6 separate regions of the Homo sapiens genome follow, and all the other regions are linked to region 2. Evidence: chromatin contacts called from ENCODE Hi-C data. All regions are on one chromosome and are shown on one strand. The core of a region is the stretch at or near the end of the contact, and the rest is flanking DNA. Distances in the headings are between cores, read along the strand shown. Region 1 holds the start of RALA (RAS like proto-oncogene A). Region 2 holds the start of HUS1 (HUS1 checkpoint clamp component). Region 3 holds the start of YAE1 (YAE1 maturation factor of ABCE1). Region 4 holds the start of MPLKIP (M-phase specific PLK1 interacting protein). Region 5 holds the start of LINC00265 (long intergenic non-protein coding RNA 265). Region 6 holds the start of VOPP1 (VOPP1 WW domain binding protein).

The links. A loop is a pair of places that touch in the nucleus more often than their neighbours do. Pooled maps may share reads with other maps.
Region 1: a pooled map shows a loop between it and region 2 (8-fold over the local background). The contact joins the promoter of RALA here to the promoter of HUS1 in region 2. A Hi-C loop is called at or near these places in 3 of 50 pooled maps.
Region 3: a loop to region 2 is called in a pooled map, with 5 times the contacts of the local background. The contact joins the promoter of YAE1 here to the promoter of HUS1 in region 2. A Hi-C loop is called at or near these places in 2 of 50 pooled maps.
Region 4: a loop to region 2 is called in a pooled map, with 15 times the contacts of the local background. The contact joins the promoter of MPLKIP here to the promoter of HUS1 in region 2. A Hi-C loop is called at or near these places in 4 of 50 pooled maps.
Region 5: a pooled map shows a loop between it and region 2 (11-fold over the local background). The contact joins the promoter of LINC00265 here to the promoter of HUS1 in region 2. A Hi-C loop is called at or near these places in 4 of 50 pooled maps.
Region 6: a loop to region 2 is called in a pooled map, with 5 times the contacts of the local background. The contact joins the promoter of VOPP1 here to the promoter of HUS1 in region 2. A Hi-C loop is called at or near these places in 4 of 50 pooled maps.

What each region holds. Positions count from the first base shown.
Region 1 is chr7:39,621,852-39,626,227 of GRCh38, reverse strand. RALA (RAS like proto-oncogene A) reads right to left here and starts at 2,656. Exons shown (of 5, transcript NM_005402.4): 1 at 2,403-2,656. LOC107986785 (a long non-coding RNA gene) reads left to right here and starts at 2,751. Exons shown (of 2, transcript XR_001745175.2): 1 at 2,751-3,795. RefSeq lists silencers at 1,453-1,502, 2,097-2,606 and an enhancer at 1,933-2,780.
Region 2 is chr7:47,977,392-47,981,659 of GRCh38, reverse strand. It overlaps HUS1 (HUS1 checkpoint clamp component), which reads left to right and starts at 2,045. Exons shown (of 8, transcript NM_004507.4): 1 at 2,045-2,192; 2 at 2,844-2,971; 3 at 3,067-3,243. The coding sequence starts at 2,141. RefSeq lists an enhancer at 1,975-2,264 and silencers at 2,335-2,394, 2,475-2,524.
Region 3 is chr7:39,564,616-39,568,650 of GRCh38, reverse strand. It overlaps YAE1 (YAE1 maturation factor of ABCE1), which reads right to left and starts at 2,247. Exons shown (of 3, transcript NM_020192.5): 1 at 2,104-2,247. The coding sequence starts at 2,232. It overlaps YAE1-DT (YAE1 divergent transcript), which reads left to right and starts at 2,302. Exons shown (of 3, transcript NR_187579.1): 1 at 2,302-2,508. It also overlaps the pseudogene TMX1P1. RefSeq lists an enhancer at 1,961-2,410.
Region 4 is chr7:40,131,858-40,136,402 of GRCh38, reverse strand. It overlaps MPLKIP (M-phase specific PLK1 interacting protein), which reads left to right and starts at 1,781. Exons shown (of 2, transcript NM_138701.4): 1 at 1,781-2,174; 2 at 3,144-4,545. The coding sequence starts at 1,836. The coding sequence ends at 3,344. It overlaps SUGCT (succinyl-CoA:glutarate-CoA transferase), which reads right to left and starts at 1,398. Exons shown (of 14, transcript NM_001193313.2): 1 at 1,283-1,398. The coding sequence starts at 1,382. RefSeq lists silencers at 1,326-1,525, 1,986-2,055 and an enhancer at 1,706-1,775.
Region 5 is chr7:39,730,568-39,735,104 of GRCh38, reverse strand. LINC00265 (long intergenic non-protein coding RNA 265) reads right to left here and starts at 1,537. Exons shown (of 12, transcript NR_026999.1): 1 at 1,061-1,537. RefSeq lists enhancers at 1-313, 1,505-1,584, 518-1,717, 1,875-1,944, 2,035-2,134.
Region 6 is chr7:55,569,977-55,573,902 of GRCh38, reverse strand. It overlaps VOPP1 (VOPP1 WW domain binding protein), which reads left to right and starts at 1,401. Exons shown (of 5, transcript NM_030796.5): 1 at 1,401-1,632. The coding sequence starts at 1,579. It overlaps VOPP1-DT (VOPP1 divergent transcript), which reads right to left and starts at 1,137. Exons shown (of 17, transcript NR_187585.1): 1 at 586-1,137. RefSeq lists enhancers at 1-18, 2,348-2,407 and a silencer at 1,168-2,147.

The sequences.
Region 1 (4,376 bases), core at 1,407-3,906, 8.4 Mb after region 2:
AGGCAATCAACACATGAGAACTCTTATTACCAAGAGGGTTGCTGAATTAAAGAAGGAAAATCTAACCTCTGTATAGTGGTAATGTCACTGAGGTAAGAAATTGCTGGCTTCCCTCTCCTTAGTGTCTAAGAGTTAAAATATTTTATAAAACAATGAAAATCATAAACTGTCTCCTTCAAAATCATAGTCTTTTTCCTCATTAACATTCACAGCCTCTTATTCCAGTATTTTAAAAGTAATTGTCCTTGCCACTCATCTACTAAAGAATACAAATGCATATTACACTGATATGCATATCTACAAGAATTGACACTGGTACATGTATTTATGTTCTGTAGAAGCTAAGCTTGGAAAAACAGTGCAGGACCACCACCACATACTTGGAGAGGAGAGAAAACGTCAGCACTTTCTTCTTATTTGAACCTCCCTAATGTGAAAATAATCCAACCATCTACAGACAAAAATATTCCCTCACAAATGGTAGACAAGATTCTTTTCTATAATTAGCCCTTTCTTCCTTTGGAAAGCCCTGTGAAGAAAGTGTTGTAATGAAGTACTGCTTCAAAATAAATGATCCATATTATTGCACACTCAGCAAACACACTAGAGAACAGCATCTGGATCTTGGAAAATAAATGTAAAAGAGGCTATTGGTAAATCATGCCAAGGTCACATCAGGATTTCAGAGGATTGCGTGTATTCATGGGAAGAATGAACCACTATAAGCATTCTGGGAAGCACCACGTTATCCAAACAATGGTAACTCCTAATTTCCTCTTTTTCATTAAGATAGGGTACAGTTATCAACCCCAAACATAAACTTGATGTGTATCACCAGGCAGTCTCTTCCTACTAACTCTGAATATGCTCAAGTAGTAAGCATTTAACACTAGAATACAAGTTATAATGCCCAGCACAATTTTAATATAATTTTAACCTTTCAGAGGAGGATAGTTTTGGAAGGCAAAGAACTCTGACTGCTGAAGAATGAAACACGAAGTAAAGTCTGTAAGTGGCAAGAACCTAAAACAAAACAAACAGCCTAGCCCAACAAAAATAAGCAACTCCTGGATGGTGACTGTGAGATAACCTATACACTCATTCATTCAGTGCAGAAATGTGTGAACAGCTTCTATGTTCAAGGCATACTGCATAGAAACAGTCATAAGTAGGACATGGCTCCTGCCCTAAAGAAATCCAAGGTCAAAAAACGGTGTTGTCAGATAATACTTCACAATAATAGTGTATTATTTTAATACAGGAGTCGGTTTAGAATAATATTGTATTACCAGAGACAGAAAAACATGAGCTAATAAGACACACTGAAATACATTAATAAACATACTGTAAGAGTTTACCAATGAAATCTGTTATCCAATTTCTGGAATATGATTAAAGTTGCAATTTACTTTCTGGAAAAGAATTAACTTATGATACATGTTTTATAAAGGTTGTTCCCCCCCCACACCACACAATTTGTAAATTAGGTGCTTTTCAGCTTGACACGTAGGGCGTGGCACGGGACTTCTCACACTACCTCAGCCACACTTGGATGAGCTCTTACAAGTCTGGACATTCAGGTTTCCGAGCACAGGCCAGTTAACTCCCTAATTCTCCCTAAATCCTGAAACAACACTGCCACCCCTGTGTGCCGTCACCCCCGTCTACTTAAACACATATATCCAGGCTAAAGCATGCCAATCACATCTTCCACTTCTGGAAATCTTTCAGAAACGAACCACAGAGGAAACACCTCTCTCCCAAAATGTATTCTCTTCCTCATATTAGAAGCTAGATTACCTGAAAATGGGCTAAAGCTGTGCAAGCGCCCAAGGCCAGGTATTCAGTTCAGTGCGGAGAGTCTAATGACTTTAAGTCTGAAAAACCATTCCTTTAACTGGCAAAAAAAAAAAAAAACACAAACAAACAAAACAAACAAACAAAAAACCCTGGCGGAGATGCTTAAAAAGCAGCGGCTCTAGCACAGGCAAGGAGTGGAAAGAAAGGGAAGGAGGGGAGAGGGGTGGAGTGAGGCGCGGGGACTGCGGCGGCAGCGGGTTGCCCCAGGTCGCGGGCACCGCCCGGGCGGGAACTTGGGCGCCGTGGACGAAAGGTGCGGGGTGACCTTCGGACGAGGCCAACTGAGACCGGCTGCCGGGCGCAGGGGACCTCTCCGCAGCCGCTCACTCTCGGGGGCTCACTCGCCCCACAGCGGCGAACGCGGTGCCCCGGATTCCAGCCGGGCTCATCTCGCAGCTCGTCCCCGGGCAGAACGTGGGATGTGCAATCTCGGCAGCCCGAACCCGCGTCAGGGCCTCGGCCCGCCGCCGCCCGGACACACCCCCGCCGCCGCCCGGGTGGCCCCAGTCCCTCCCCGGGCGGCCCGAGCGGGCATCGCTCACCTGCACCGCGAGCCAGTCCGCCGCCCCGAGGGCTCCGGAAGCCGCGGCTGCGTGGCTCCGGCCGGAGGGTACTCGGTCCTTGTCGCCTGGAAGGCCCCGCGCCGGGAGCGGTCGAAGGAGGAGTCTGACGGGTGGCGGGGGAGCCTGGGCGGCTGGAGGAGGAGGAGGAGGAGGAGGAGAAGGAGGAGGAGGACTCCGACGCTTTGCTCTGGGGAGATCCACCCTCCTCCTGGCGGCTCTGCAGCAGCCGCCACAGATCACTTCCGGGGCGCTGGGGAGCGGGGCGGGGCAGCTGGGGAGCGACTTCCTGTCCGTGGGCTGAGAGGAGGGTGATCATGGGCCTGGGCCGCAGAACAGTGGCTCGGAGGGCGCAGGCTGCCCGGCCTCCGCCCCCTGCAAGCTGAGGGCTGTCCGCGCTGTCTTTCCGACGGCCCCACCCCCGGCTCTCTGAGCTCCGCGAGGTGAAGTCATCTCCCGGGGGCTCGGGAGTGGCCGCGGGCCTCGCGGAGGTTCCCGGATCTCGGCGTCGTTGCCGCGGTGTCCTTGTCTTTCTTTTGGGGACCAGGAGGGGGTTCTTGGGGGAAGGAGGGGAGAGCGGAGGCCGCCATCTTGCTTCTAGAGGGTCAGCTCATGTTCCCTGGGCGTCTCAGGGTTGAGGCCGCTCGTGTGGCGTGGCCGGGGGTATTCAGAGCGGAGCTGGCGACGTGGCTTGTCACGGGCCAAATCCCAGGAGGCGGGTCAGCCGCCTACCCTGGCTGGAGGGTCTCGTGGCTGCCCTGGGCCTCATCTAACTGCTGATCCCCTGGAGAATTCGCTTTCTCGGACGGTCTGCGAGTTCTTTCTGAGGGGTGTCGGACCCCCCTGCGACTCTGCAGGTGTCGGTGTGGCACTGAGATCATCTTGCGGCCCCATGGCACTGTGATTTGGTAGCTTGTGAGAAGTAGTTTCACTAAATCCGTAAATTTAAGTTAGCAGCTACAGATTCTTATGTCTTGACATTTATTCGCTTATCTCTCTTTGCTCCCCACAAATTGAGTACCAACTATATTCCTGGTATGAGCCATTCAAGGAATGTCCAGTCTAGTGGGCAGACATACATGAAAGCAAATCATTGCTATTGGAAGTATGGTTTATCAAGATGTACAGCGTGAAGAATGGATAGCTTTACTAACGTAGGTTAGAGTTTTAAAGATAAATAGGCATTTTCTACTACAAAAATAGGGGTGGGATGGCAAATCCGGATCCGAACAGAAAGGAGATGCAGCACGGGGACAAATAATTTGTTGAGAAGAATGAGTAATAATTACAGGTCTTGAAGTTCAAACTTAGGTTGCTGAAGAAGATGAGGCTGGAGAAGAAAACAGGAGCCAAATCACGAATCGTCTATGCCTTGGTGAGGCAATGAGTGGACAGATTACAATTTAAGCTATTCTTCTGTTGGTAGAGAACAGATAACTTGGGGGGGTGGAGGTGGGGGGGCAGAGAAGGATAAGCAGAGAGCCCACAAGGGGGCCATTGCAGAAGCCAGTAAGAGAAAACTTAAGGACCCTGTGTGAATGGTAGTGAGCATCCAAAGGAGATGGATTCCTAAAATATTCAAGAGGCCATATCAACTGGTAATTGGTTGCTAGGGGCAGCTGCCAGATAGGAGAATGGAAGAGGCAATGATGATGCCTTGTTTTGCTTTGAGGGAGGGGCAGGATAAGGGTGTATTTTACTAAATAAGATAAGGAAGAGTTAGGATGAGTCCTGGGAGGGGACATTTTTGCAGAAAAAAAATGAGTTCAGTTTTGGAGTTGATGAGTGAAGTAAGAGTGGTGCTGTCTAATGGTGGTTGCTATATGGGTCTAGAGCTCTAGGGAGGAGCTGGGCTGAAGTTGGAAACACCACAGGTTTAGATGACCATAACCAAGCTGACTGCAGTCTTACGTCATTGAGCACAGTTTCAAAACCACTTCTCCTTTCTCCCTGCCT
Region 2 (4,268 bases), core at 796-3,295:
GCGAGATTCCGTCTCCAAAAAAAAAAAGAGTTATGCCAACATTTTTTTTTTTTTTTGAGACGGAGTCTCGCTCTGTCGCCCAGGCTGGAGTGCAGTGGCAGACCTCTGTTCACTGAAATCTCCGCCTCCTGGGTTCAAGTGATTCTCCTGCCTCAGATTCCTGAGTAGTTGGGATTACAGGCACAAGCTATCACGCCGGGCTAATTTTTGTATTTTTAGTAGAGACGGGGTTTCATCATGTTGGCCAGGCTGATCTCAGACTCCTGACCTCAGATGATCCACCCGCCTCGGCCTCCCAGAATGCTGGGATTACAGGAGAGAGCCATCCTGCCCTGCCTGTTGGCATAACTTTGAAAGTGATCTATTAAGTTTGGTTTGGCAAACACTCGCATATGACAATGAAGATTAGAATTTTGCTTCATGTTATAGTCTTAAAATAGGCAAAAACTGCAATTTTTGTATTTTGCACCTTTTTATTATTATTACACTTTAAGTTCTAGGGTACATGTGCACAACGTGCAGATTTGTTACATAGGTATGCATGTGCCATGTTGGTGTGCTGCACCCATCAACTCATCATTTACATTAGGTATTTCTCCTAACGCTATCCCTCCCCCAGGCCTCCACCCCCCAACAGGCCCCAGTGTGTGATATTCCCCTCCCTGTGTCCATGTGTTCTCATTGTTCAACTCCCACTTATGAGTGAGAACATGCGGTGTTTGGTTTTCTGTCCTTGTGATATTTTGCTGAGAATGATGGTTTCCAGCTTCATCCATGTCCCTGCAAAGGACATGAACTCATCCTTTTTTATGGCTGCATAGTATTCCATGGTGTATATGTGCCACATTTTCCTTATCCAGTCTATTATTGATGGACATTTGGGATGGTTCCAAGTCTTTGCTATTGTGAATAGTGCCACAATAAACATATGTGTGCATGTGTCTTTGAAAATTATCTGGGCCTGGCGCGGTGGCTCACGCCTATAATCCCAGCACTTTGGGAGGCCGAGGTGGGCAGATCACCTGAGGTCAGGAGTTCGAGACCAGCCTGGCCAACATGGCGAAACCCCGTCTCTACTAATAATACAAAAATTAGCCGGGCATGGTAGCTTGTGCCTGTAATCCCAACTACTTGGGAAGCTGAGGCAGGAGAATCCCTCGAACCCGGGAGGTGGAGGTTGCAGTGGGCCAAGATCACGCCATTGCACTCCAGCCAGGGCGACAGAGCCAGACTCCGTCTCAAAATCATCATCATCATCATCTGCATTATCATTATCTTGATTCTATGTGTCAAGTTAAAGACAAGGTTCTAGTCTATTTGCAAAGGACATTAAAAATAACAATTGTTAACACAGATAATCTTTAGTCTTTGAAAAACCAAATTAGATACAATTGTTGCTTCATTTCCCCCTTTAAAATTTTTCCTTTAAAAAAAATCCTAATGACATTATTTATGCTAATAAGAATTTTATCGGATGTAATAAAGTTCGTCTTGAGGCAAACTGCAGAATTATCACTTAACGTCAGTGTTCTTTAAGCTTCCCGACTTTACCAACTAGCCAGTAATATGTTCAATTTTTTTAGAAGTCATTTGAAACAATTTTCAGAACCTTAATCCACCAAGATGCTTCAATACCAAAGTACCAGTACCGTCATCTGAGGCTGGAGGGTTTAAAGCTGCTCTACCTTAGGTATATTTAAGATAATATTGTTTAACCTTTATAAACGATTAATTTTATTTGGATATTTTAAAATAACACTTGAAATAGGTGTCACAAAATTCTTTCAAAACGTGAATTCTCAGAACAACCTCCCCGAATCTGGGGCTTGAAGCCTCCGCCTCACTAAAAGTAGATCCCACCATTACCCGGCAGCGCGGAGGCATACCCGGAGACTGGGACCCCCACCTCCCCCGGGGCGTGACCTGTGATCCTTGACCCGTGACCCCACCTCCTCTAGGGCGTGACCCCCTAGCCCCACCTCCTCCGGGGCGTGGCCCGGAGATAACCCTGGTAAGAGTCGCGTAGCCCGAGCCGGGCGGAACCACTGTTCGCGCTGCCGTGTTTCCGGGCGGGGACACTCAGGGCGCGACGCTTTTCTGTTACCCACAGAGGCCCGCCGCGGCTGCGCCATCCGCGGCCATGAAGTTTCGGGCCAAGATCGTGGACGGGGCCTGTCTGAACCACTTCACACGTGAGCAGGGAGGCCGGAGAGGAGCGAGGGAGGAACGGAAGGAAGCAGTGAGCGCGCGGTGGGGACCGCGCAGGAGGATCAGAACGGGGATGGGCGCCGGAAGGGGCCGCGGGAGGATGGGGCCGGGATGGGGGTGCTGGTGTAGGCCGCGGGAGGGTGGGGCCGGGAGGGCGCGGGGCGGGTCGGAGGGCACTTGTGGGGATGAAGGCGGCTTTCAAGGGACGTTTCTGAAACTTGATTCCGATCACGTGGCTTTAAAAAAAAGCGGCCACTGCTCCCATAGACGGCTTTATCAGGCATTGACATACCTTCAAGGCCCCATTCGTCCCTCCACCCTGACAGTGCCTAACCTTGCATTTAACTGTGTATTGCAGTACCTAGTAGTCAATAAATCCATGTTGAATGAATGAATGACTGGTAGGTGCCTGTTTTCTTATTTGAACACTGATGATGTGTGCTGTACATCTCCCCTAGTTTGTTGGGAGAATTGCGTGACATCAGGGGTATTAAAGTACTTTCCAGTGTGATACCAACGTTAAGTGGTTATTTTTCCACCGAGAAGTTGATGAACAAGAAATTCTGCAAAATAAGTTGGTCTCTAGGATACATAATGTGCATTTTAGTAATTCCTTATTTTAACCCCTGCTTTAGGAATCAGTAACATGATAGCCAAGCTTGCCAAAACCTGCACCCTCCGCATCAGCCCTGATAAGCTTAACTTCATCCTTTGTGACAAGCTGGCTAATGGAGGAGTGAGCATGTGGTGTGAGCTGGAACAGGTGAGCAAAAGCTTCTGAGAGGCCTGCACACTCTGCAGATTGTCACTGGAAAGATCACATATACCCTCCCTCATCCCTCATTTTTTTTCCCTTAGGAGAACTTCTTCAACGAATTTCAAATGGAGGGTGTCTCTGCAGAAAACAATGAGATTTATTTAGAGCTAACATCGGAAAACTTATCTCGAGCCTTGAAGACTGCCCAGAATGCCAGGGCTTTGAAAATCAAACTGACTAATAAACACTTTCCCTGCCTCACGGTCTCCGTGGAGCTGGTGAGTAGGAGAGTCAGGGTTTCTAACACAGAAGTCTTGGCCTCGAAGGAATAGACATAGTTAGCCTAGCCTTTTTAACAATAAATACTGTTGAAAGCTGTTTGGTTTATTTAAATTTAAAGATCTGGTCCATAACTATATTTTGCATTAGAGTCAGTTCCTCCTCATTTTAAAATTGTGTTGTTATCATATGCATTCAGCTAGAATGCTGCTTTTTCCAAGCCGTGAAACTTCCAGCCTCTCTGTTTCTTGTAGTGGTATTGTCACCTTGTCTAGAAATCATGGTTTCTCTATCCATTTTCACCTTTGACATGTTTTCTCCCCACTCCCACCCTGCCTCATCTGCTATAATAACCTTTAAATGGCCCCTCGTTCTTCAGTACACGTATGTTTTATATGCTACTGCCAGATGAATTTAGTGCACAGCTGTCCTCCAAACACACAAATACACAAACTCATGCGCATACATACAATCCAGAGTTGCTCTTCCTACTCATAGAATGAGGTTCGTATTTCCTTTTTTTTGAGACGGAGTCTCTCTATCACCCAGGCTGGAGTGCAGTGGCGCGATCTCGGCTCACTGCAACCTCCATCTCCCGGGTTCAAGCGATTCTCATGCCTCAGCCTCCTGAGTAGCTGGAATTACAGGCACCCACCACCACACCCAGCTAATTTTTGTATTTTTTTAGTAGAGTCGGGGTATCACCATATTGGCCAGGCTGGTCTCGAACTCCTGACGTCAAGTGATCCACCTACCTCGGCCTCCCAAAGTGCTGCGATTGTAGGCATGAGCCACGGCGCCCAGCCCAGCTTTTCTTCATAACTCTCAACTCTTTGCAGTCAGGCAGTTCTCAGAGCTAATTAGGGCATTTCATGTCACAGTATAAGTTTGGTATGTTTTTTCTATTGCTTAAGGAAAAGCAAGATAGTAACGTATAATACTTTTTGTCCAAAAGTGCAAGATATTTTGGTCTGTGAGTCTCATAGGAGCCCCTAGAAATAAATATAGTTTGCCTTTTAACTGT
Region 3 (4,035 bases), core at 998-3,497, 8.4 Mb after region 2:
TAAACAGCATTTTTTGTTGTTGTTTCAAACTGAAGTTTACTGAGAGATCCATCAAATTGAACTGTCTGTTGATAATTTAAAATTTTGGCCATTCATTTCAGATTTTAAATCATTCTTGCTGAACTACTTGAAATTGTCTTTTAAAATTTTTCTTTTTGGATGTGAAGGTGAACATTCCTGATTTTTGTCTGATGTGGAAAAGTCCTGGTATTTTACATTTTGAAAATTCACAGAAGGTTAATATAAAACAAAGTTTGCATTCTACTCAGGAAAAAGCATCTTCTTGTATATGTTTTAAATGTATCTTTGGCATCATATACAGAAAGTTCTTAATTAATTTTACAGTCTGTAATGCTTGATGTTTCAAAATCATTAACTATATATATATATATTTATTATTATCATTATTTTTTGAGATGGAGTCGCGCTCTGTCACCCAGGCTGGAGTGCAGTGGCATGACCTCAGCTCACTGCAACCTCTGCCTCCCGGATTCAAGTGATTCTTCTGCCTCAGCCTCCCAAGTAGCTGGGACTATAGGTGCACGCCACTATACCCGGCTAATTTTTGTATTTTTAGTAGAGATGGGGTTTCGCCACACATTTTTATATTTTAAGATACAAACTTCATATTTTCCTGTTCTTTCCTAACTGCTAATATTGTGTGGTATCTTACAGGTAGAAATCAACAGGATGGTACACTTAGTGTATTTTTACTCCTTAAAGAGCATACTCCTTAAAGGGCATACATAGTTTTCACCTTACAAGAAGGGGGAAAACCATAAATACAATGAATCAACTGACCATTATGTAGTAGACAATTTCTGTAATGTCCCCTTCTTTCTAGGCTCTGCGGATAGGAGAATCCACTAGACTTATAGTAGCATAATGTACAAGTTTTCTTTAAAGGTCTCTCCTTTAGAATATAAAATATTATACCATTGAAGAGTTTGGATGTGTAACCTGTGATGCCTTAGAAAAATATCCTAAGCACAAAATAAACTTTTCTAATCACTTCAAAAGATTAAAAAAACCAAAAAACAAAAAACAAAACCCAGCATTAGCAATGTCTTCACAAAAAGGATATATGGAAAATTACACATCTGGGCTCTTGCCAACTGATTGGAATGGTGTGGGTGGGTGAGGAGACAGGGCAAAGCAGAGAGAGGAAATTGTTTAAAAAAAAAAGGATGATGAGAAGTCTGGTTTCAGAAATTTTGCATAATACCTAAATTCAACTAACCTGCAAAAGCTCTGTGGGTAGTGATTTCGTTCTGCATCTCTCACGGTGCCACAGCATTTAAAAGATGCTCAATACTTATTAGTGTGGCCCCAGTCTCACATAAAGCATTTTTGTAATTGACAACATGGTTTTTGGGCTAAGCAAATACCACTCTACTGAAATATTAAACAGGGCAGATTCCCAACTGCAGCTTTAGCGGCAATTTAATGGTTGGCAAATATATTAAGTGGATGTGGACCTCACTATTTGGTCCTCACCCAGAAATACTGTAGGCTGCACACAGAAATTAAGCTTAGTTTCAATGAATAGTGAGACAAATTAGAGATGAAAAAGTTACATCTAACAAATAAAAAAGAAACCAACTTTAATATTCCCTTACCTAGACACCAGTATTCCACATTAGCTTTCCCTTATTGTCCTCTGACAGCATGCTTTAGTTCATCTTTTCAATATGTCTTGATTAACACTACTCCTTAACTTTAGGCTCCCTACCCATTCAAGCCACCCATATAAACTGCGTACACGTCCTTTGACAGCCATAATAAGTATAGTGTATGTTTCTCTCCAGCTCCTTTCCCTGTGATCCTCAACAAACTGCAAACTGTTCAAAGTCTACACATAGTTAATTTTGGTCGGTCCTCAGTTTCTAACGCATCCCGTAGGCGCTCAAAGAATGCGTCTTGTTGTTTTACACGCTTTCAAGTAACCATCGAGAAATCCTAGCAAGACGCGGGTCGGACCGGGTCCCTAGGGATAAAGAGAGCAGCGCCGGGCCAGGCTGGGGCCACTCTGGACCCAGCTTCTTCACAACTCCGCGCCTCTTCCCACAACCCAGCACCCCGCGCCGTCCACACCACGTTTACTTTGACTCGTCTTTGCATGTTACTCTGCCATTCCCGCTGCGCCAGGAGCGACTCGTCTGCTTCTTCGTCAAACACGTCCCCTTTGTCTCCAGGGCCCTGGATCAAGGAGGCTGCTTGAACCCACGACATCACCGAGGCAATTACGGGGTCGCAGGCCACCGGAAGCGCCAACAACTCCTTCCGGTCCGAAGGCGGGGCGAAGACGGCGAGTGGAGGCTCGGGAGGGGCTGCGTGTGCGCGGAGGCGGGCTGTGGCCCGTGGCCGCCGCCGGAGCCTTTCGCTTGCGGTGATTTTGGGCTCCCTCGGTTGGCAGTGTTGATGTGTGCCTGTGAGTTGTGAGCGAGGCAGATTTCCTCGCGTGGCCGGCACGACCTTCACCTTTGCAGAAGGCAACCGGGACCCTCAGTGAGACACCTTCCATTTCCACCGTAGTCTTACCATGGTCTGGGTTTTACATTCGCGCGCTTTGGTAAACTATTAAAGGTAGTAAAGTCGATGGGCGATTACCACCCAAATACTTTGTCTCTTTTGGAATCTCCTCTGCATTTAAAGGATTTGACAAGCCGACATTTTAAACTGTTAGGATTGTGGAGTAAAGGAAAATAGGATCGAAAAGCGAGGTACTGTAGCCAATTTGAGATTAGTAAGAAATATAGAGTACATTTGTAAAGCCAATATATTTTTTCATTGATTCACGATATCCTTCTGCCTCCCATTCCTGTTCATATGCCCTAAAGTAAACAGTTGGTTTGGTAAGGGTGGGGACTTGTGTCAACACCAGGACAGTTCTGACACATAGTAAATGCTGAACTCTATTTTGGTGAATGAATGAATACCTGTAGTATTCCTGTTTTGCCCTTTGCCTGGGTAAAATGAGTCATGTGATTATGATTTATTTATCTAACAATTTATTGAACACCTACCTTGTGTCAGGTACCATTCCAGGCTTTGGGATACATCAATGAACAGACGGAAGTTCCCAACCCTTGTCGACTTTATAGTCATGTAAAATTGACAGGATAAACAATAAGCAATATATAAGTAGCATAAGGTTTGTTAGAAGATCATAAATAAATGCTATGAAAAAAATTTTTAAATAAGCACAGTAAGAACCATAAGTGTGTGGGAGTGGGTGGTTGGTTCATGTTACAATTTTAAATCTCCAGAGAGAATTTGGCATCCCACAAATAAAAAATATATAAACTACAAATATGTATATTTTATTAATGTAAATATATTAAGATATATGTATATATCTTTATTAGGAACAAAATGGTAGTAAGCAATAAAGATAACAATAAAATAGAAAACCTCAAAACTTGAATAAGTAAGTCCAATTCTTTTTTGTATTATTTGAAAACACCAATAAGATAGATAATCCTGTCATGACCCAGATTTTTAAAGAGAACAAAATTATACAAGAATGAGAAATGAGATAACCACTGATGCAGAAGGAGATTAAAATATTAATTACCAACTAAAACTCAAAAGCAACACATTCGAAAACCTGAGAGATATGAATGACTTTCTAAGAAAATTGACCCAAGAAGTAGGGTCATGAAGAGACTAATTACCATAGAAAAATTGGACATTAAATATCTACTATTAAAAATGTCATGGAGACTTGGGAGTTTCACATTAAGTCCTTTGCAATCTTTAAGGAATGATGGAGTCTTAAACTATTTTTACCATTTTAGGGGAGAGAAAAAGAAGAAACTCCTTAAATCATTTCATGAAGCCAGCCTTACTGTAACTTCATAAAGATAGTACCAGAAAAACCCCAAAGTTCAAGTTAGCTTGTGAATATATATCCAAAAGAGAATCTAGTAGGTTGGTGCAAAATTAATTGGGGTTTACTTTTGCACCAACCTGGTAGTACTTTATCAAAAGAATAATTTAAGAGGTTTTGTACCAGGAAAGCAAACTTTTGCA
Region 4 (4,545 bases), core at 532-3,031, 7.8 Mb after region 2:
CGAGGAGTAGCAGCTACAAGAGGGTGAATGGAAATCACAGGTCCAGGCTACCCGTTAGGCTATGATTTAATGAGTCCTAAAGCTCTTTTAAGATTCTGTATCCTACGCCAGGCGCGGTGGCTCACGCATGAAATCCCAGCACTTCGGGAGGCAGAGGCAGGCGGATCACTTGAGCCCAGGAATTTGAGACCAGCCTGGCCAACATGGTGAAACCCGTCTTTACTAAAAATACAAAAAAATTAGCCGGGCATGTGGCACATGCCTGTAATCTCGGCTACTCTAGAAAGCTGAGGCAAGAGAATCGCTTGAACCCGCGAGGCAGAGGTTGTGGTGAACCAAGATCGCGCCACTGCACTCCAGCCTGGGCGACAGAGCGAGACTGTCTCAAAAAAAAAAAAAAAAATCCTGCATCCTGCAACTAATTTCAAGATTCATAGTGGGCCGCGCGCATAATCATAGAGATTACGTCTGTAATCTCAACACTTTGGGAGGCCGAGGCGGGAGGATAACTTGAGGTCAGGAATTCGAGACCAGCCTGGCCAATATGGCGAAACCCCGTCTCTACTAAAAATACAAAAATTAGTTGGGCGTGGTGGCGCATGCCTATAATCCCAGCTACTCGGAAGGCTGAAGCAGGAAAATCTCCTGAACACGGGAGGAGGAGGTTGCAGTGAGCCGAGATCGCGCCACTGCAGTCCAGCCTGGGCGAGACAGCGAGACTCCGTCTCAAAAAAAAGAGAAAAAAAGAAAAAAGGAAAAAAAAGATTCATAGTGGATTACCATTCCCAAATTCAGAGGGAGTAAAGAAAGTTCTATAACACTGTAGTAAAGCTAAATTTCATCCTCTAAATAAAATTCTGCAACAGGTAACTGTACAAGGGCATCTTTTATTGTACATGAAGTGTCAAGTTATTCAAAGCAGCGGGCTAAAGTCCTTTCTGAAATGTGGCTTGGTGTGCATTTTCGAAGTTACTTAAACTTGGCGGACGAAAGGACAGGAGTAAAGAGGCCCCAAACGCGAGCCGCGGGACGCGCAGGAGCGGGACCCCACGGCGCACGGAGCCCTCGGTCACAACAACGCACGGGACAGAGGCGACCCTGGGCGGCCAGAGCGGGGCAGGCCGGCCGCAGGCCCACGGAACGGGGTTGCAGGGAGGCGAGCAAAGCCACCGCTAAGGGGTCAGCAGAGACTTCAGACCCTAATTGCTCTCCTCAGGGCGCCCGAGGAGGCAAGCTGGGGCAGGGATCCCTTTAGCCACCCAGACCGAATCTCGGAGGGTACCTGACTGCGGGCGGCCAGTCCACAGCCCCCTCCCGCCGCCCCGGCCGGAGAAGAGGCAGGTTCTGCGCAGAGCTGCCACCCTCGCCAGCGTCGCCAGCATCGCGTGCGTCTCAGATGGCATCGGTCCCGGTGCAAGCGGCGAACTCCGTGCGGCGCCACCCGCCGCCACTGGGGGGCGCCCACGGACGCCGCAGACCCCGCCCCCGCCGGGCGGGGCTGAGCACTAGTCGCCTGCTGGGCCAGCTTCTAGTCTGTCGGTCAGACCAAGGGCACTCAGACTGGAAAGGTTGTTGCTGGGCTTGGGTGTCCGTCCTTTCCTGTCTCCTTTTCTTCCTCTTTTCACTTAAATCCACTGAGTCTCTCGCCAAGTCAGTGATTTAGGTAATCCCGCCGCCCCTGGCGGAACCTTTGTGACGCCGGAACTGATGTGCCGTAGGGTGGCTGCGGTCGGAGGACTGTTTTGGTAAAGGACTAGCAGTTCTCTGCGGAGGGCCGGTTGATACAGTTCCGGTGGGAGAACGCGGCTGCGAGGTTTTCGGCTTTGGCTCCTGATATGCAGCGACAGAATTTTCGGCCCCCAACTCCTCCTTACCCTGGTCCGGGTGGAGGAGGTTGGGGTAGCGGAAGCAGCTTCCGGGGAACCCCGGGCGGGGGCGGACCACGGCCGCCCTCCCCTCGAGACGGGTACGGGAGTCCGCACCACACGCCGCCGTACGGGCCCCGGTCTAGGCCGTACGGGAGCAGTCACTCTCCGCGACACGGCGGCAGCTTCCCGGGGGGCCGGTTCGGGTCTCCGTCCCCTGGCGGCTACCCTGGCTCCTACTCCAGGTCCCCCGCGGGGTCCCAGCAGCAATTCGGCTACTCCCCAGGGCAGCAGCAGACCCACCCCCAGGTAATAATAATAGCCAGCGTTTGCCGAGCTCTTACTTTATGGCAGGCACGGTACTAATATTCCCTTTACGTGGATTATTTTGTCTAATCCTCTCTGAGGTACTATTGTTAGCCCAATTTTGCAGATGAGCGAACTGAGGCTTAGAGAAGTTGAGTGACTTCCGGAAGATTATCCGAAAGAGTGGCAGAGCCGTACGTTCTGTTTTCGAGCCCTCGTGCTTTTAACCAATACACTGCCACCCGTACACAGATTTTCCTAATTCTCCATTTCCTCCTGTTTGCCAAAGGCCTTGCCAGTTTGTTTCAAGAAATAGTTCTTTTTCTTTTTTTTTTTTTTTTTTTTATCTTTCTTTCGAGCTACACTGGCTTCTGCTCCAACTTCCCTGAAAAGAAAATCGGTGGTAGTGGAAGTTTTCCATTCCTTTAGTGAGAGTAAATACAAAAGACAGAGAGAGTATCTCTAGCATGTCTGGGATTTCTGTGGTTTACAACTTGCAACTACGTGGTTTTCCAACTTGCTGTATTCTACACCAACCCCCTACCCCTTTTGAGCCTGGAGCTAAGGAGTAAAGAAAATGTTCATGAGCTAGAAAGGTTCTAGAAACTTTAAAACTATAGTATTGTTTTCTCCTGAAAAAAGTGAAAATTTCGAGGGAAAATTGAATATAATTACTTGATTTCATCACTGCTTGTATTTAATTACTGCAAAGTTACTACATTAGACACAAAAGTATTTGAGATGACAGTGGTCATGGAATTATAAATAAATGAGAATAACGAATTGCTTTAAGTACTTTTTTTAAAAAATAGGAACACTTGATTAAAGGAAGCATGGACTTTGTAATTGAACATTATTTAGGTTCAAGTCACAACTTTTAAGCAGCAATGTGATTCCCGCTAACCTTTAGCTAAAGGAAGAAGTACCAATTATCTTTACTAAGTGTTTTTTTAACTGATTTTTTTTCTAAAGGGTTCTCCAAGGACATCTACACCATTTGGATCAGGGCGTGTTAGAGAAAAAAGAATGTCTAATGAGTTGGAAAATTATTTCAAGCCTTCAATGCTTGAAGATCCTTGGGCTGGCCTAGAACCAGTATCTGTAGTGGATATAAGCCAACAATACAGCAATACTCAAACATTCACAGGCAAAAAAGGAAGATACTTTTGTTAACATTTCTGAAATTCAACTGGAAGCTTCATGTGTCAGGAACATCTTGGACAAAACTTTAAGTTGTGTTGATATAAATTTACCCAAAGATGATGACTTTGATTGGATAATTAGTAAGGTCTTTTTGTTATTTTTCATCGTATCAGGTATTGTTGATATTAGAGAAAAAAGTAGGATAACTTGCAACATTTAGCTCTGGAAGTACCTACCACATTTTAGAGATTTACCGTTTCCATATATTTAACATTCCTGGTTACATAATGGACATTTGTCTTTTAATGTTTTTTCAATGTTTTAAAATAAAACATTTTGTCTTCTAGCTATTGTGGTTTTGTGGTATGATAAAGAAGTAGACTTACTACAGTAATGCTTTGTAGTCACTTAGAGTTCATAGGTAAATGTTTTGCAAATTATTTTTGAAAATGAAATAGGTAAACCATCCTTTGAGCTGTAGACAGCTCTGTATTTGTTCGTAAATAATGAGGATGAGAATAACAGAGTTCTGTTCATACTCATTTTATCTAATGCTTCTGTTAAAATGCATTAAAACTTGAAGCCCCAGAAACCCATTTAAGCATAACTTTATACTCATTTAACTGGAAAAGGCAAGAATAGACCATGCATTGCTAAATCAAAGTGTTCTATCTGAATTTCTCTATACCTCTTAGCATTATGGAGTTAGTTTCTCTTGAGGCCAAAGAAGATAGCTACCAGCAGCCTCAAATCACTTCCATTGCAAAAAGAACATCTCTCATCTCCATCAATCCAAGAGAAGACAAATTTGCCATACTTAGATCATGTTTCTGTATTATTGAACCAATTAACTGTGGCCAAGGCCACAGTGAGACCTAATTAACTTGAATCATGGACACATCACCATAATGAGACAGGATTCTGTGACCTTGAACACCACTGGGCCTACCTGGAGTAGAGAAGTGGTTTTCCAAATTAAGGGATGCTATGGATATATACCTATAGTTCTGGAGAGAAAAATATGGAAGAATTGTTACCCCAACTATTTTTTAAAAATCAAGTGGTTTTTTGTTTGTTTTTTGAGATGGAGTCTGTTGCCCAAGCTGGAGTGCAGTGGTGCAATCTTGGCTCACTGCAACCTTCGGCTCCTGAGTAGCTGGGACTACAGGCACATGTCACCATGCCTGGCTAATTTTTGTATTTTTAGTAGAGACCATGTTTTGTTTTTTTT
Region 5 (4,537 bases), core at 288-2,787, 8.2 Mb after region 2:
CTATGCCTGGCTAATTTTTGTACTTTTAGTAGAGACAGGGTTTCACCATGTTGGCCAGGCTGGTCTCGAACTTCTGACCTCGTGATCCGCCCACCTTGGCCTTTCAAAGTGCTGGGATTACAGGTGTGTGCCACTGTGCCTGGCCTAGGGTAAATCTATATATAAAAAAACTGATGCCTGGAACGGGAAGGAGACTAGCAAATTAAGGTACAGACCTCTCAAGATCTACTGGAGGGGAGAGTGAAGTGACCAGGGTAAGAGAGAAGCAAGCTGAAGCCCTAGGAATTCCAGAAGTGGGAGGTGAGGTGGAGAGAGGAAGACCAGGAAGCCAGACTAGCTTAAAGAGGAACGAGTTAACAGAAGAATAAGCATTATGACCCAACACAGAATACAAATTTAATAAGAACCCATTTTCTTTATTAAAAATTAAAGACATAATGGCCATTTATTAAAAGCCATGTGTTTGGCACTTTTTGTAGTGGTTTCACATAATTCTAGGGGCATCCCACTGAAGAAGGGTTTACAATCCTCATTCTACAAATGGGGAAGCAGAGGCTCTGAAGGATCTCCTTGTGAATTGCTAATTAGAAGCTCTGGAAATTACCTATGTTCTGACTCAGCCACTTCCTCACTGTGGGACCTGGGGCACGTCACTTCATCTTGAACCCTTGAAAGACACCTGGCAGCTGAGCGACCCCTCTGACTGGGAGTCACAGGACTCTAGGGGTTCTAATGTCCCTCCACTGCACTGTCCCCCTGCCCCCTGCATTCTGTCAACCTTAAACAATGAAGTTCAGAAAATGTAAATAAGCATAGAGTTTATTTAAACACAAAGATTGAGGATGGCCATCCAGGAAAGCGCTGACTCCAAACAAATGATGTCAGCGTTTCCAAGGTGAAGTTAAGGTTTCAATTATATAGACGGAGGCAGGGACATTCCAGCAGGATTACAAATGTGCATGCAAGTTGCATACCTACAACGATGTGGTTGGTTTCAGATTGCTACATTCCAAGGAAGATTATGACTGTGAGGAGGGACAATGATCTAAAGGGGTCTTACCTTGGATGCTACTTGGTCTTCTTAATTATTTACAGCGGAAAAAGGCAGAGGTTGCATCTGCATGCCACATGACTCAGGCTGCATAGCCACATTCCTCTCAAGGCTCGGGATCATGTAAAGTTCCAGCAGCTTTAAGTTGTAATTCTTTTAAGTTTGATTTAATTTAACAGTTCCAAAATCCCTGTTTTACAGGTAAAGAAACTGAGGCCAGCAGCAAGGGCAGGTCTAGCATCCAGGTTCCCTCTTAAGTACCTCTGATTCTGAAGCGGAACCTGCTTACAGAACATCACGGGCGGCTTCAGGGTCTATATAAGAAAAACAGATGCCCAAGCGGGAAGGAGACTAGGAGGCCGTGTTGAGAAAACCAGACCCAGCCACTGGCCTTGAAGTCCGGATGGAAGCTTGGCGCTTGCCTCGCCTCGTCTTCCTTCCGCCCTGGTGCTGAGCGGCTAGTCCAGAGCCGGCAGGATCTGCGCTTCCGGTTTCCGGGTTCTCCGGGTGTAGCCGCCTCTGCCCCGGGGGATCCCCTCTCCTCCAGCAGGCCGGGGAGGCCTACGTGGGCGGCTTCGTTGCAGCCAGCTTGCCGTTGTCACGGAAATCTCCTCCGGCGTCTCCAGGGACCACAGCGGGAGAGGAAATAGCCACCAACGAGATAGCGGGGGTCTCGTGACGTCACGGTAGCTGGGCAGGCTTCACAGCGTTAGCCCGCGAGCTCAGCCGATCCCTGGAGTCTCAGGCCGGGGGTTGGGGTTCTGCTACAGGGCGAGGAGTAAGAGTGGCAGTCTGAGAGACGCAGCTTCGTCGCCTCCAGGGTGTCCCAAGGCACCTCCTATCAAGTTCCTCCAAAATGCACCTCTCCCCTCCCCCTCACGTGCTCCTCCTGAATTCCATTTCGATGCAGGCACCGCTGTCTACTGTAAGAGGAGCGGCCCTTGGGTGGGGGAGAGTGGAAGAGGAACTGTCGTTGGCAGAGAAGACTTCAGGAGAAATCCGGTCCCTGGCTTTCGCTTCTGCAGGGCCAGGCCGAGTGGGGTTCAGGCAGCGATGGGAGCTCAGGAGAAGAAGGGCTTTTCCTAACGGGGGAGGGTGGGAAAGGGAAGTGCCACCCTGGAAAACTGCTCCACTAGTTGCAGTGTGCATGGCGGGAAGGAGGAGAATTGGCTAGAGCTGAGCTGCAGGGAGCCTGAATGACACCTTGTCTTGCTGCAGATGGCCCCAAACCCTGCGGTGCTCTTCCGCAGGTGGTCATAGGACCTGGCTCAGTCCAGCTTGAGGAGGGTCCCCGGAAGGAAGTCATTCCTCCTTCCCTTCTCAGAATTAATAAGAACCAACTATGAGCCAGGTCCTTTTCCAAGGCCTGGGGATGCAGTAATGAATAAGAGAATAAGGTTCCTGCCCTCAAGGAGACTGGCTCTAGGACGTGTTAAAACTTAAATTCCAAACTCTCCACCCCAGCCTCTGCTCTGGAAGTGATCGTTTGTACTGAACAAAGTGAACAGATTATAACCAGACATGGCCCTAGAAAGGGTATCCATTCTTGATGGTGCCCTGACCATATCTGGAAACCTGCTCCTTTGCAGTGCTCGGGGCTGAGGTCTTTGGGCCGCCTCCTGAGGCCCCAGCTTGGTGTCCATCCTGTCCCATCCTCTCTGTATGTTCTCTTCACCTTCAGTTTCTGCTTCAAGGATTCCTCCAGAAAGAACGGGGCTGGGCTGGAAGTGGTGTATCCTAATCTCTCGTCCCCAGGAAGGAGTACATGGGCTTGAGACTTACAAGGTCTCAGGGTTTCAGGCGTTTGGAGGCTGATCAAGAAAAAAGATAGAAACACTAGAGGCAGGCACACAGAAGCTTTACTGGGCAGTGCTTGGATAGGGATGCATAAGAGGGGAAGTTCCTCATAGCGTGAGACCATCCACAGCTTTAAGATGGGGGAGCCATCTTCCAGAATGGGAGAGTTTAAGGCATCTCCTGGGGGAGAGGGTGACCAGAGAGGGGGCTTCCCTGTCTAGGTGATGTCCCTCAGCAGCATGGCAGGGAGTCTCCAAAGGGAAGCAGCAGCTTGGGGTCTTATAACTACAAAGCTATGTCGTATCTATTGCTAGCAAATGTGTGTGAGGTTTTGCAGGGTATGCAAAGCAGGCAGCCTCTAAGTGGCTAAAAATATGCTTCTTTGGACCATTTTAAAAAATAACTGGATGTGTAGAAATTTGAATGTGGCACTGGCAGGCTTTTGAGCTAACAGGTCTCAGCCCATGGTGAAGAAATTAACAACCTAGGGACCCACACACAGAGGCCACCTTTGGCTCATCGATATAACACATGGACTGAAGGAAGAGAGAAAGGTCTGCTGCTGGCCTTGCCTCTTGGCATGACCTTGACCCAGGGTCCTCTCGGATAGTACATGAGGGACATCTCATAGCAGGCATTCCCACCCTCCAATGACTCTTAAGCCTGCCATTCAAGTCCTTCATGATCTGGGTCTGCTGAGTCTTACACCCTGTGCTGAGTGTGGTAATAGCGTCATGGGCAAGGTAGTCTTCAATGGGTGAGACAGATCTTTCCTCATGTCATGTCCCACTCAAGAACCTTAACAGCTCCCTATTGTCCACTTTGTCCTGAACACAGGCCTAGCCAGATCCACTGATTCTTAGTGCCATGTCTGCACTGCCTTGGCCACTTGCAGAGGTCATTCTACTGCTTTCTGGGTAAGTAAGTTGTTGAGTTCTTTGGGACTTAGTGAGATGTTCTCAAGCCTGCTGGCCTCAACGCCTGTGGCAGACGCTCCACTTATTCCCCACTTTCTGTTCTCTTCTTCTTCTATGATAACAGAATCTCACACAGCTGCCCTGAATAATATCTGTATTTCCTGGCCTCTCTTGCACCCAGGTGTGGCCAGGTGTGTTAACCTCCGAGGGCTGCTCTACCCAAGCACTGTGAATCGAGTGACTTAAAACAACAGAAATTGATTGTCTCACAGCTATGGAGGCTAAAAGTCCAAAAGCAGGGCTGTGCTCTCTCTGAAACCTGAGAGGTGAGTCCTTTGTTGCCTCTTCTGGCTTCTGGTGTTTGCCAGCAACCCTTGGCATTCCTTGCCTTATAGACACATCACTCCAACCCCTGCCTCTAGCATCCCATGGCATCTTTTCCCTCTGGGCCTCTTTTCCTCATCCTATAAGGACATCCATCATATTGAATTAGGGCCCACCTTAATGACCTCGTCTTTTTTTTTTTTTTTTTTGAGATGGAGTCTCGCTCAGTTGCCCAGGCTGGAGTGCAGTGGCATGATCTTGGCTCACTGCAACCTCCACCTCCCAGGTTCAAGTGATTCTCCTGCCTCAGCCTCCCGAGTAGCTGGGACTACAGGCGCCTGCCACCATGCCTGGCTAATTTTTGTATTTTTAGTACAGACGGGGTTTCACCATCTTGGCCAGGATGGTCTCTATCTCTTGACCTCGTGATCCGCCTGCTTCGGCCTCC
Region 6 (3,926 bases), core at 152-2,651, 7.6 Mb before region 2:
TTTGTCTTATACACACACACACACACACACACACACACGTTTTAATGGAGACAGGTTCTTGCTGTGTTGCCCAGGTTGGGGTTGGTGAACTCCTGGGCTCAAGCAATTCTCACACCTCAGCTTCCCAGACTGCTGGGATGATAGGCATGAGCCACCCTGCCTGGCCCATTTGCATTTTTACAGGACGAGATCACTTCTATCCCCACTGGAAAAACATTTGTCTTGCTAACACACAATAAGCTTTCAGCTTAGTTTTCTACAAGTTAACTTTTCCATTAAAAAGAGTTGTAAAATGTCCTCATTGTAAATAGTAAAACTACTAGAGTTCAATGGCGTTTGGCAGGCTTGTCAGATAGGTGCCTTAGCATGACTGAAGGCCATAGGCATTGTTTCTGTCTTACTTGTAAGTTCTGGCTCTGACAGGTATAGTCAGGTGGTGCATGCTCTATATTAATCAAATTAGGCTTTGAAAGCTGGGAAAGAGTTGGGGACTTGCCTCGGGTGACATCTGTTCGTGTGACCCCCTCCTTCCACCTCCTGTACTGCGCAGCTCATGTCCTTTATGACCCTCTGTGATGCACCCACCTCCTGGTCTCCGCACTCAGCATTCTGCATCAGGTGGTTTAAGCGACTCTCCCTCCCTCTAGGCTACGGGAGCAGTTTTCTTGTCCTCCTCTCAGCCTCCAACTCAGGATCTGGTACATCTTACAAGTTTAATAGTGTTTGTTGAATAACCTCATGAAGAAGGTGGGATCTGAGCTGTGTTGTGAAAAAATAGTGTCTGTGAGGACATGGAGGTGGGGTCAGCGGAGGCGAGGACAGCGCGAGCTCCGCACAGTTTTCTGCTGCGGGAGGGTGGCCTGCAAGGCGGGGCCGGTTGCGGTCAAGTTCAAGTAGGGTCAGAGCAGGAGAACACTGGCATAAAAAATAGCCACATCCAAGGAAGCAGTGAGGTGTGGGGACCATCTATTTCGGTGGGCCTTCCCACCCCCAGGCCGGCCTTCCCATCACGCGTGGGTGTGGGGGCACTGCCCCCGCTGCGCGCAGGAACAGCGGGGAGAGCCAGGAGCGGAGCGGCTTCGGGATGCCAGACTGAGCAGTGGGTTCGTCTGCGGCCACCTCTCAGGGAACAAGCTTCCCCCCGCGGAGACTCTGCTTCTTTTAAAAGCCTTCCTGGGTTTAGTCTAGGGCGACAGGACGACCTCCCTTGGGAAGGGAGAGCCTGCCAGTCCCCCTCCCATTCGCCAGGCGGTGCAGCCCCTCCTCCCGCCCGGGGCGCGCGCACCTCAGCGTCGCGGGCCTAGCGCCCAGCAGCCGCGCCCCAGGCCGGGCCTCGGGTTCCGGGAGCCCGCAGGCGCGCGCCCGGCCGGGCGTGTCGGGAGCGCGCGGCGGCCGGGGGCGGAGCGCAGCCAGGGCTGCGCGGCGCGCCCCGGCTCCCGCCCGCTCCCAGCCGGGCCCCCCAGCGGTCGGCGGGACGGCTCCCGGCTGCAGTCTGCCCGCCCGCCCCGCGCGGGGGCCGAGTCGCGAAGCGCGCCTGCGACCCGGCGTCCGGGCGCGCTGGAGAGGACGCGAGGAGCCATGAGGCGCCAGCCTGCGAAGGTGGCGGCGCTGCTGCTCGGGCTGCTCTTGGAGGTAGGGGCCGGGGACCGGGTGCTGCCGGAGGCGCGGCGCCCACCATGCTGGCGGCTGGGGGCGCGCAGTTCCGAGGCGCCCCAGAGGACCTTGCCTGGGAGCGCAGACGGTGGAGCGACGGGGAGCCACAGCCCTGCGCGCCTCCCGGAGCTGGGAGGTGCGGGACCCTGGTGACGGGGAGGCTCCCGCCCCGGTCCGCGCCTTCCGTCGTTCCTTCGGTTTTCGCACCCCGCCCCCACCCTGCGGGTGAGCGCGTTTCCCGCGCCGACCGCCTCCGTTAGCTCGGGGTGACCTTTGTGCACCGTCCGCCCCCTCTCCCCGCCGCAGAGGGCCGAGGATCGGATGGACCCGGGGTTGGGCGGGGGTGGTCCTCGGGCGCGGCGCAGGCGCGGAGAGCCCGGGGCGCCGGGCAGTTTGGGGTTAGGAAAGGATGGGTGCCGAGCCGGGGTGAGGGGAGCGGGCGGAGGGGACTGTGGGGAAGTGTCGCGGGAGTGCCGGGAGTTGTGGAGGTGAGCAGCGGGAGGAGGCGTTCCCGCGTGTGAAAATGAAGTGCAGCCTTTAGGTGCGGGGAGGAAATTCTGCGGAGAGCCTGGCTGGGTGGGGGTGCGGAGCCGAAGCCGGCGGGGAACTTGTTGAGCGGCTTCCGGGTGCGAGCGCCCGTGACCGCATCCCTGGCGGGGACCGCGGCTGCTCCTGGCTGTGAAATTGCATCCTCGGATGGGGCCACATACTTCTCACTAAAGCAGGTTCCTTAAAATGCGAACTAGAGGAATTCTGGGGTGTCCAGTCTGAATCAGGGCTTGTTCAACTTTCTCCTTAGTTTCATTATTCTGAAGGAAATTTGCGTTAAATTAATGAAGTCAAAAGAAATAGGTAATGAATCCCATGCCTCTGTTTTAGGAAGTTGTGAAACTATCTTCCTTAATAGTTAGTGATTGGTGCTGGAAATTACTAGTTTGTCTTCGCCCTTTATTAAAAAGTAATTATTACAAAATGTTGGAGGAAAAGTGTTTCCTGAAAGGAAGGCTGGTGGACAAATTTCTCCTTGCTCCAGGCTCTGCCATAGCCGAGACTTCCTGTTTCTGTTCGGAAATATCCCCGTAGCTTGGTATTTAATGTTTTTGTGGAGTGCCTCTGCTTGCATTCTTTCCATTTATTCAGAATTTTAGAACCTTAGGAATCACATTCTCTGAGTGACTCACCATAGAGAACAAAGAAGTGAATCAGAGACCAGTAATCGCATGAAAACAGATGTGCTTGTACCTTAATGTGTGTACCTATACTTGCAATCTTTATTTTTTATTTTTATTTATTTATTTCTTTAGTTTTGAGATGGAGTCTCGTTCTGTGGCCCAGGCTTGAGTGCTGTGGCGCGATCTTGGCTCACTGCAATCTCCGCCTCCTGGGTTCAAGCTATTCTCCTGCTTCAGCCTCCCCAGTAGCGGGGACTACAGGCGCCCACCACTATGCCCGGCTAATTTTTGCATTTTTAGTAGAGTCGGGGTTTCGTCATGTTGGTCAGGCTGGTCTCGAACTCCTGACCTCAGGTGATCCGCCCGCCTCGGCCTCCCAAAGTGCTAGGATTACAAGGTGAGCCACCGCGCCCGGCCCTGCAATCTTTTTTAATCGGCACTTGATGAAATTATTTAGCGTTTCTTTCATTCTAGTTTGTGCCACCCATGTCTCCCAAGCCTTCTGTCTGAGTGGTTCTGTGCCCTATATGTAGCCTAGACGGCCTCAGTGACTCCATTCTTTCCAAAATAGCTGTTTCGTTGCATAGGAATGTATCCTCTTAATAGGAGTTCAGATCATGTCTGCAAAGTTGAAACGACCTTAAAGGCAGAAGTGTGATGTAAAACTGAAACCTAAATGCCTAAGATGATACTTTCACAGTCAAATATTAGATGATTGTTTCAGAGGGGACAGTGTGATGTCACCCACTTTGACATGATGATTATCCTAAGTACCACCACTTTGTGCTGGAGAGGCGTCTCTCTGAGGAGTTAAGGAGATTTCTTCATCATTTATCACATGAAATTTTATGTATGAGATTTATATTTGAGATTTTTTCATCTCTGGTGGGGTGCTCTGATGAATACCTGTGATGCTTCTGAAGTCCTGAATCACATACATGGATGTGCAGTCGTAGGTGTGGAGCATGTGCCATGGCAAATGGCTCTCTTCAGGTTGAGTGCATAAAAGCAACCCAGGGAGCTATTTGGTGGCTTCTGGCTTCTGACTGCCGGCTGCAACCTGGGAAATTTGTCTTTGTTCCTTTGTTCTGCCTGAGCTGG